Regions from separate parts of the Mus musculus genome. Here regions 1 and 2 are each linked to region 3. A link is a contact called in ENCODE POLR2A ChIA-PET data. All regions are on one chromosome and are shown on one strand. Each heading gives the region's core, a stretch centred on a gene start or an enhancer-like site at or near the end of the contact. The rest is flanking DNA. Distances are from core to core; before and after follow the strand shown. Region 1 holds the start of Zfp146 (zinc finger protein 146). Region 2 holds the start of Capns1 (calpain, small subunit 1). Region 3 holds the start of Zfp568 (zinc finger protein 568).

Region 1 (3,264 bases), core at 20-2,519, 190 kb before region 3:
ACACTCCCAGCTAGTTCATCTGAGAGGTTTTGGAAATGCTTGTCTCTGAATTCTGTAGGAGCTTGGATTACAGGATAATTACAAACACAGTATGACAACTGACTTGTGCCACAAGAACTTTACCCACCTAGGCATCCCAGTCAGTTTGCTTGCCACTGTGGTACAATCACTTCCCTAACATCCCTAAAGGTCCTCCTTACATAGTCACAATCACACATGGTGGCACGCAGAAGGCACAGTACTCTGCATCATCCAGCCATAACTGAACATTCACTCAGGGGCCAGTCACTCTTTAGCAAAGATAGTCCACACCCGCATACACACAGTATTACACACTGTCACAAAGTCCTCCTCCTTCTTTCTCCCTTCTCTCCAAGAACACAAGGATACTCACGCACTGCCGACGCAGAGCCACGGACACAGAACACTGCACACAGTACTACACAAGGTCACTTAACCCAGAGATACACAGTCACAGCTACAACTATATCCACACAACCCCAGGAATAAAGGTTATCGAGCACACAACACACTACAGGACCACGGGATACCACTTCCACAACCACAAGATCCCGGAACACATAACATCACATATGTTTGCACAGCAACAATCAGATATACACCTTGGAGACAGGTGATTACAACAGCACACTACTTGTAAGCACTGACAACCGGTCACCACCACAATCAAAACCACAATTAGAATCCCGCAGCCCAGTCCTGCTTCAGCGTGCACAACCCCGTTCAGGACACGCCTGTTCCCCACCCCCGTTCAGTACTCCCCAGACCATTTACCTTGGGTCTCAGTAGAAGGCGCGCGCATCCTGCTTCAGCCAAAGGTAAAGGTTTCATCAAAGTTGAGCTACAATGTCAGCTCGCTATGGACTCTGGGAAACGTAGTCCATAGCCACATCAGCCCCGGACAAAGATGGTGTCCTTTCACCTTGGGGTCTGGGCTCAGTGTATTATTGAGACGCCGCCCGTGAAGTACCAAAGAGGAAGTCCCCACTCCAAACATCTTACCAGGCGTGAGCTTATTTGGGTCCAAGTGACAACAATCTACTCTAAGAAACCCCAAATCACAAGAGGCGGCCAGGTTTGTGCGTGGGAGACGGATAAGCAACCCGCAGTGCCTTGTGGGAAGTGTAGTCCAAAGTCGTAAAAGCAGTATTGCTGATAATAGACAACAGCCTGGCTAGGCTTCAGTGAACAAGCCCTGAGATGTCGCGGAGACTTCTGGGAGTGCTCACTCACTCCCTGAGTGCGCAGACGCAGGGGCAGCGAGTGGACATTTTGGTCTTTGTCCGCGGGTCAGCACGGCCGTCGTGTCCACGTGGCGCCAAAGTAGGAGGTGGGATCTGGGCGTCCTGGGTCGGTGGGTTCGGGAGGTTGGAGGGCAGTGTTTCCGATCTTTGGAGGTGTAGCGCGGGGTTCAGGGAGTGGGCTGAAGAGCATTGGATCTTGGTGAAGGCGGAGGTGGGGGCCTCTGAGGAAAGCTTGAGCGTTTGAGACCGAATTTGACTGCAAAGTTTGACCCACTATTTGGAATGATTGAGTGGGTGTGGAGCTGGGTGTAGGATTGTGGGTGGCTATGCTTCACGAGGCAATGAGGAGACCCATGTTGAAGTATCACGTCTGCGCGGTAGTTCCCGAGTCGAAAGTGCTGATAATTATAACGGGGCCATCTTCCCGAAGAGCATCCGTTTTATTTGATTACTTGAAAGGTGGGATGAAGCTAAGGGTTAAATACTTTTAAAACTGTATTTATTGATGGTGAGTTTTATACGCAAATGCATTTCGTGATATGTGCAGAAAGCCTTAGTAAACATGTTTAGATTTTAAAAGACGATCTGTGTACTAAAACGCGGTTGTTTATGAATGGAGGTAGAATACAGATTACTCTGTCATGCTTAATTAAGGAAACATTTGGTTTGGAATTGTTTGTCCCGGGGGTGCCAGCCATAGACTTCATTTCTGATTTTTGAGGTACTTTAATAGAGCTGTTAGGCAAATTCGAGTTTCGGTTTGAAGAGCGTCATTTCACTAAAAACCCAGGATTAAGGGGTCTAATTTAGATTTAGGTTAGGCACAGTTCCTCATTTAAAGCATATATATATATATATATATATATATACATTTATTTGTGTGGGCATGCTTGCCACAGTCGGTTCTGTCCTCCATCATGTGGGTTTAGGGTCGGAATCCAGGTTGTCAGCCTTGGAAGCAAAGCGCCTTTGCACACCCCCCCCCCCAAGCTCTCTCACTGGTCCATGTTTTTAGTTTTTTGAAAAAAACTTAGTGATTACTGTGCTATATCGTAGATGTCATAACTCCTTCACGAGTACAGTTCTGTGAATTGTGTAGCACATGTGAAAAACTACTTCTCCCTGCTGTGGCAGTCATTAAAGACATCCGCAGCTTTGGCTTTTCTCCTAATGGTAAAAGTTAAGCAGTACCTGATTAAGATTTGCAAGTGGGTAGCTTTCAAATTTATGAATAGCTGCCACTAGTTGATACATTGTAAAAACAAAAAACAAAAAAACGAAACAAAAGTAGTTTTTTAAATATCACTGAAGCTGGACACATACACACCTTTAATTCCCAACACTTGGGAGGCAGAGGCAGTTGGATCTCAGAGTTTCAGGACCCCTTAACTACACAGAGAAACCCTGTCTTGAAGAACAAAAACAAAATGACAAGAAATCCCCCAAAGAAAAGCAGCTAGAATGTGAGGGTTTGCTTGTTGCAATTTTTTGGAGGTAATGTGTATTGACTCTTGACTGGGCTATATCCCTAGCCCACAGTTCTGGAAATTGATGCTACAAATGTATCTACTATGTTTGAGTGAAACAATACAGACACAAGTTTGCTCGTGACAGCAAAGTTTAGCCTAGAAAAGTATTAGAAACATTTCATGCTCATCCATTAAAGGATGGTTCGGTTGACCTATGATAATAAGCTTATCCAGTGGTCGTGCAGAAGAATGAGGAGGGAGCTTTATATAGACACTGAAAGGTCTCAGACATAGTAGGACAAGGTTCAGAATATAGACTTGTCAGGAATAAGGTAGCTGTCTTTGAATTTCTTTCTATTGGGGAAAAAGCTTCAGGATAGATAGATGTGTGTGTATACACACACACACACACACAGAATGATTGTTACTGTGGGATAGGGGGTACTAGAATGGATAGGCCAAAGGCAAGTAACCCCATTTACTTTATAACTTACACATATGAGTGTAGTATATGTTCTAAAGTCAGCTTC
Region 2 (3,500 bases), core at 552-3,051, 210 kb before region 3:
CTGCTTGATGTGGGTGCTCAGCACTGAACCCGGGTCCTCTGGAGGAACAGTCAAGACTCTTGACCCCTGAGCCATCCCCAAGCAAAACTCCCATGAACCTTCTTTTGTTTGTTTGAGACAGGGTCTCACCATGTAGCCCAGTCTGTCCTCTGGAACTCACTGTGTAGACCAGGCTGGCCTCAGAGTTCTCCCTGCCTCTGCCCCCTGAGTGCTGGGATCAAAGACAAGTGCCACCACGATAGGCTCCCTTAAGTATTTTTAAATCGTTGTTTTGAGATAAGACCCTGTGGTGTAGCTCGCCTGCCTGAGTCTTCTGAGGCCTGGGCATGTGTCATCATGTTTACTGTTGGTCTGAGGGCATGAAGCTGGCAGCCTCTTCAAGCCTTGGGTGGATGTGAGGACAAAGAGGTCTTCCCAAATGAGAGATGTCTGAGCTCTGGTCCAAAGTGGAGGACACAGACAGTCAAGTCCAAACACAGGAGTATTTGTAGGCAGAGGACAGGGCTTATGCCAGCGAGTTGAGCCTGAGGTCAGACTGCTCAGTGTGGCAGGGAGGGGTGTGGCAGAGAGGGAATCCACATTAGTCATCACCAAATGATTTATCCGCTAAGGCTTAGGCCTGGGTCGCCACCCTCTGTGCTCCCGCCTTTTAGAGTTTCCGGTTTCGACAGGTTAAATCTTGCTTCACACACACACACACACACACACACACACACACACACACACACACACACACAGGTTTGAGCAATGATTACCTGGCCTGGTCCCAGCAAGCCCTTAGGTGGCGTTAGTGCAATTACGGTCTTGTCTGCTGAGATCTTATTTGACTGATTATCATATTAAGTTATCGGAGATTCTTTGAACAGGTAAAGCAGACTGGTTGTTTAACCTCAGTTTACTTATACATAGAATGGGGACAATAACAGACCTATCCCACAGGCCTGCTTCGAGGACACACAACCTAGTGAGTGGAGAGTATTTAGGGACCGGCAGGTATTTGTCGATGTTGTTTAAGGATGAGCAAGAGTAAACGAGCTAAGGGAACCAGGTGAGCTCCCAGCTGAGGGAACAACATGGCGACATAGGGACTAACAGAAGAGCTGCCATTTACTATGTATTTATCACTTAATTCTGATAGGGGCTTACCCTAGTGTCCTCTAGGGTCTCATGTAGCCCAAGCCGGTCACAAACTTGTTATGTACTGAGAATGGCTGCCTGCCCTCACCTCCCAGTGCTGGTTTTACAGGTGTGTGTCATCACGCCTGGCTATGTTCCCGCCTTACACATGAGGAGGTCATTACTCAGAGACACCAGGTCACTGTTTTAGGGATGAGCAATAAAGACTCAAACCGAGGTTTATATAGTTCCTAGGGAGTGGCCAGACAGCCAGACTAGAAGCCCAACAGCGACCTGGGTGAGAGGCACAAACTGATGGTAAACTTAAGATGTAGATTCCTAGCATTCGGGAAACAGAAGCAGGAGGATTGTTTCAAGTTCGAGGTTAGCTAGGGCTTTAGGTCATCATTTAGAGGATGTTTAACAAACCTCTGTCTCAAAGTGCACAATGAATGAATGAATGAATGACAACTGAAGTCCTTTTTTGCAACTATATACTGCAACGGTGACCGGGTACCCTGTATCTAGTTCCTGGAGGCTCCAGTACCTGGGCGTTAGAATAATTTATTCGTACTCAAAGCTATTTAATCTGGACAGCGTTGAATTTCCAGCAGTGTGTGTATGGGGACGGATGAGCTAAGCAGAGACTTGCAACCATAACCCTCCCGCGCAGGCGCAGTCTGCAATGGAGGCTCTAGGACCGCGCAGACGACGGCTGGGTGGCGGCAGGGTCTAACCCGGAGTAGCTGCCTGAGTCACCGGCCCCGCCCTCCCGAACCGGACACAGCGGAGGCCCTGCAGCAGGCGAGCAAGACCGCGGACCGCCGGATCCGTAAGTGAGACGGGACACTCCAGTCCAGCACCCCTGCACCCTGTAGATCCGGAATCCGTAGTCCTCAGATCTGGCGAGACCCTAAAGTCTTGGCCCTTGGGGGGTCCTAGGACCGGTGTTCTCAGATTCGAACCATCGGGCCTGTCAGCCCCTCCAGAACACTCCTTACCATCCCGGATCTGACGACCAAAAAATATAAGCCCAAAGATCAGAGAGATACCCGGAAATTATTTTGGGCGTCTAGAACCACAATCCGAGATCGTGGTTCCCATTTGCGGTGGGAAGAACTCCGTTATCCAGGATCCTCCGGGCGCACAGCCATAATTTTTGGCCGGAGCCCACAGATCCCGTAGTGACAGTGTAGTCCCTCTGTCGAGAGTATCTGAATGTCTTAATCCACATTAGGAACTTCCTGGTCAGCCCTGGGTCATCCCTACCCTGAGCTTAATTTTGGAAGGCCTGGATCTGAGACACGTTCGGTTTTACACACCTTAGGGTTTCTACACGAGAATCCCCTGTTTTCCCGCTGCCTCAAGACAGGGTAAAGCAGGCAGGCGCTGTAGCCGAGGCTGGCCTTGAACTGGTCCTCCAGCCTCAGCCTCCCAATTTCTGGGATTACAGTAGAGCGCTACCACGCACGCCCAGCTGTACCCCTGTCCTCATGCCTATATATATGCAGTCAAGCCTGGGCCAGGGTACTTTCTAGACCCTAGGAGGTTTCACATCTCCTATCACCTGTCCAGACCCCTAGCTAGAGGCTCTGTCCCCATCTCGAGGCCTTAGTTTCCTCCCCAATCTAGTTGCCGGAAATGCTTGCTTTTTTTTTTTTTTTTTTTTTTTTTTTTGCGGGAAGGGCTGGGCTCCTGGCAAGGCCACTACCCGACCCACCCCTTTTACTTTACAGGACTCAGCTGCGATCATGTTCTTGGTGAATTCGTTCTTGAAGGGCGGCGGTGGCGGTGGGGGAGGCGGGGGTCTGGGCGGGGGCCTGGGGAATGTGCTCGGAGGCCTGATCAGCGGAGCTGCTGGCGGCGGCGGCGGTGGCGGTGGAGGCATGGGACTGGGAGGAGGTGGCGGAGGCGGTGGAACTGCCATGCGCATCCTGGGCGGAGTCATTAGCGCCATCAGGTAAGGCGGGGCCTGAAGGGGCGGGGCGGGCCAAATAATAAAGACTCACTTAGAGTCCGACCTGAGAATTCTTAATTAGTCTGGGCTGATCCATACCGGAAAACTGGCCCTAAGGGGATTCTAGCGAGGCTGGTGTCACTTTTTAGTACCAGGATTAGTAAACCTGCTTCTGTGGGTCAACAAATAGGATGCAGTTTCTTGGGGATAGGGGCTCTTCTGTGTTTGGGGAAGGTGCAATTCTATAGGATTGTATCCAGCCTTCACTGGGGGCGCAGCCAGTGGATCTAAGGCTGTCCATGGCTTAAGATTTGAGCGAGGTGGAGCTTGCTGTTTTAGGAGAGATCAGAGTCCCCAAAGAAGAAATGGTCCAGAGAAGGTTGTGTGGGGTCTGGAGCTGATTGGTTTAGTGGGTAAAAATCCTTTG
Region 3 (3,671 bases), core at 785-3,284:
GATGGTGTGAATGGCTGTCACTGACCATGTGACTACGATAATGAATTGTATATGGCGTATTTACCACCATTTATAAACATACATATTCACGTAGACCAGAGGAAATACATCTGCTCACCTGGGATTGCCCTCCCACCCCCACCTCCCTTTGTCTTTGTTTTTCTTTCACTGTATCTTGGATTAGCCTCAAGCGGCCTTGAATGTGAACTTCTTGAATGTCAGCCTCCTGGATGCTAAAATCACAGGTATGTGTCACCACACACAGCTTAAGAATTTCGGGCAGTGGTGGGGCACGCCTTTAATCCCAGCACACGGGAGGCAGAGGAAGGTGGATTCCTGAGTTTGAGCCCAGCCTGTTCTACAAAGTGAGTTCCAGGATAGCCAAGCCTACACAGAGAAACCCTGTCTTGAAAAAAACAAAAAAAAAATTTTTTTTAAAGTATTGCAACATAATGTAATATATTACTCAAGGATGACAGAAAGAGATGGCTAGCTAGTTTGGTGTACAAGCATGTAAATGTCTTGTTTAAGTTTGAGGTTTTGCTAAGTACACACAGACAAGAACAGAAACCAAGCCAGTGAGGGGGGTACCGAAACAAGGTAAATATAAACAATAAAAACGTGTTTTCAGTAGTATGATAATACAGCAGAATTAAACTCACCTATTAACAGTCAGGCCAGACAAATGAGTTTAAAAAACACTCAGCTGATATGTTGCTCATGAGAAACCTGAAACATAAAGACAAAGGGTTTGGAATATAAAATTTGTGACAAATGTAATTTGAGAGAGAGAGAGCTAGTGAGCAAGCTAGAGAGCAGAGCTAGAGAGTGCACACAAGAGAGTGCAAACAAGAGCACACTATCATCAAAGAGCACTTGCACTAAACGGTAACACCCAGTATAAAAGTATTTCTAGAGATTTCTTAATGTGGCAAATAGTTATTTTAATAGACTACAAGCTTACCCACACAACTTTTCTTTGGCTAAATATGGACACATTTGAAGCAGAGGTTTTTTAGAGTCTTTGCATGATCTCCCCTGTGCTCCCATAATCCACCGTGAAAAGAAAATATGTTTGGAATCAGTTCTTTTTAACTTGAGCACCAGAAAACAACAAACAGAGAGCAGATCTGAATTTCAACCAAATACAGCCTGGATCAGCTAAATGCAATGAATCTGCTAACAACGTGAACTGAAGGAATCCCAGTTGGTTTGCTATTGAGCTTAGGAATTTTTTTCAGCCATTATTAAACTAACTTCAGGGCTGGGAATGTAGCTCATTGGTACAGTTTTTGCCTGGTGTGATTGAAGCGTTAGATTTAAATTCAACACTACAAAGGTAAAAGAAAGAAAGAAGAGAAAAGAAAAGAAAAGAAAAGAAAAGAAAAGAAAAAGAAAAAAAGAAAAAGGAAAAGGAAAGGAGAGAAAAGAAAAGATTTTTTTAAAAATTAAATAAGCCAAGCAAGCCATTAGGTAATAATAGAAAGAAAAACTGAAAAAAGTTAGAGAAGAAAGTGTTGAAAGGGCGGCAATGAGGAGGGGGAAATCATTAGAAAGTACAGATTTTTTTTCCCCGTAGTTACGAGTTACGCCAAATGCTACACACCTAAGAACTCCGCGGTACAATTGCACACGCCACGCCATCCCCACACTCACCACACCCTTACTCAACCCCTTACCACCAAACATGGCCACGACAGGACACTCGCTCTCGCACAACCACACCCCCTCCAAATCTCCAGAGTAGCACAAACTCTTACCAGGTTTTTGGTTGCAGCTCCGAACAGGCTTGAGTCCCGCCTTCTGGCCCGGAGCTCTCCGCAAAGCTGTGACCCGGGATACTCCGAGCCCCCCGAGAGCCCGCGCCCAGCCCGAAGCCCACGGCCGGCGCAAACCGGACCACCCGTGCCTCTCCCGTGGAGAGGTCCCCGCAGCGCCACCAGCCAAAACCTCCCGAGACGCAACCTCAGAGACGCGGCATGCGGGCCACGCACGGCCAGCCCCTCCACTCGGGCGGCAGCGCGCGCCCGTTATGTCCCAGAGCACAGGTGCTCCCAGAAGGACCCGCGGCCCGACCCAACTTCCGGTCAGAGCTCGGCTGGCGTTTCCTGTGCTAGGGACAGGAGTCATGGCCGAAGGCGCCGAGGTGGCTGAGCCCATTAGCGCGGCGAGACGGTGACGCCGCCGGCGAAGCAGCGCTGGACGTGAGCAGCTGCGGGGACGGTCTTTTCCGGAACAACCAGAGGAGGCGCTGGGGGCGCTAGGTGGCTGTCCCTTTGTGGACTACATTTCCCAGAAAGGCTAGTGGCCTGTCCAGCCTCTCGGCAGGAGCCTTGCGACTGGGCGGACGCAGTGCCCTGGAATAGTTTTTGTGGTTGTTTGTAATACATTCTGATAGCTTTTCTATGAGGACATGAAATGTCTGGTCGTTGTGGAGTTGTGGCTTAAGTGTAAGACTGTGCCTACCTCTATGTGGCATCTTGCATGTAACCATGGGGCTCCTGTCACCCGAGTGGTTGTGACTTCAGAACTCTGCTCCTGGGAACAATCTCTGAGGTGAGGTTTAGATTCGCAAATTGGTCAGGGTGCCAGTTCTCTCCTAATCTCCATTCTCTACGCAGGATGGATAATGGGGACAAGGCTGGTAATGATCTCTGGCCTGGCCAAGAAAGACCTGGAGGGTCACAATTTTTTTATGTCTACTCCCAGTTTTACCCATTGCCAGGTCAGTTACCCAAAAGAGGCAAAGAATGCACTACAAACCACAAAGAGCCGGGCTTTCCTTTGTGCCGAGCCCAGAGTGATCCCAGGTATTGGACGGCCGCCCCCATCTTACTGCATGCCCGCAAGCCTTACTTTCTTTCAAGCTGCAGTAAAACCACCAGGCCTGGGCGAGCTCCCTAAAGGCTGAGATAAGACCTCTGTCTTAGAATAGCCTTGAGCCTGAATGAACATCCTCCTACCTGCCACACCCTGGGCTCCAGAACTAACCCTCAATTTACAAATTCCTTCTTTATTGTTCCCTGAACCTCTGCTCCTGCCTTTATGCTTCAAAAGGAGAAAGGAGACTGCTCTCTCCCTTTGTCAAAGGTCGAAGCTGACTTGTGACCCTAACCAGTTAGAAGTGTTTTCCCGGGGGGGGGGGGGGGGGGGAGGGAACGGGACGGGGGGAGGGTATAAAGTTTACTTGTGGTTTATTTCCGACTTTCTTGGTCCTTTCCTCATTATTTGCACACCCCATGACCCCAACATCTGAATGCCTCTGGAAGTACTTGCTTAATGACGACTTGTCATTTGAAAATAGATCCCTATATTGTCTCCATTGGAGAAAAGAATAGCTATACCTATTATTAAGTCAGAGAGAGGCATAGAGGTAGCCATGTTCCAAGCCTGATTGCAAGCTAGAATAATCGGCTTAAGTTTAACTGGTGGGAGACAGAGCAGGTGGATCTCTGTGAGTTTCAAGCCAGCCTGGTCTACAGAGTGCGCTCCAAGCCAGCCAATGTTACACTGCAAGACCCTGTCTCCGAAAACAACAATAATCTGTGTACACTGTTATCATTTGATGATTTTCACTCATGTGGTCAATTTTCTTTTACTAATTACAAATTCCAGTTCAGTATAATCTCCAGTTTCAAGGCCTCTTTGATCTCAAGCTGGCTTCATATTTT

Evidence for each region. ChIA-PET counts read pairs that join two places held with the same protein, here RNA polymerase II (POLR2A).
Region 1: POLR2A ChIA-PET joins it to region 3 with 14 read pairs in Patski. The contact joins the promoter of Zfp146 here to the promoter of Zfp568 in region 3. POLR2A ChIA-PET finds 5 or more read pairs at or near these places in 3 of 5 experiments (Patski and embryonic stem cell).
Region 2: POLR2A ChIA-PET joins it to region 3 with 20 read pairs in Patski. The contact joins the promoter of Capns1 here to the promoter of Zfp568 in region 3. POLR2A ChIA-PET finds 5 or more read pairs at or near these places in 3 of 5 experiments (Patski and embryonic stem cell).

Annotation. Positions count from the first base shown.
Region 1 is chr7:30,167,746-30,171,009 of GRCm38, reverse strand. Zfp146 (zinc finger protein 146) reads left to right here and starts at 1,269. Exons shown (of 2, transcript NM_011980.4): 1 at 1,269-1,351. It overlaps Gm5113 (predicted gene 5113), which reads right to left and starts at 1,135. Exons shown (of 3, transcript NR_157376.1): 1 at 796-1,135.
Region 2 is chr7:30,193,454-30,196,953 of GRCm38, reverse strand. It overlaps Capns1 (calpain, small subunit 1), which reads left to right and starts at 1,801. Exons shown (of 11, transcript NM_009795.4): 1 at 1,801-1,948; 2 at 2,853-3,076. The coding sequence starts at 2,868.
Region 3 is chr7:29,982,318-29,985,988 of GRCm38, reverse strand. It overlaps Zfp568 (zinc finger protein 568), which reads right to left and starts at 2,034. Exons shown (of 10, transcript NM_001167872.1): 1 at 1,761-2,034; 2 at 663-729. Gm31735 (a long non-coding RNA gene) reads left to right here and starts at 2,468. Exons shown (of 2, transcript XR_001778074.2): 1 at 2,468-2,556.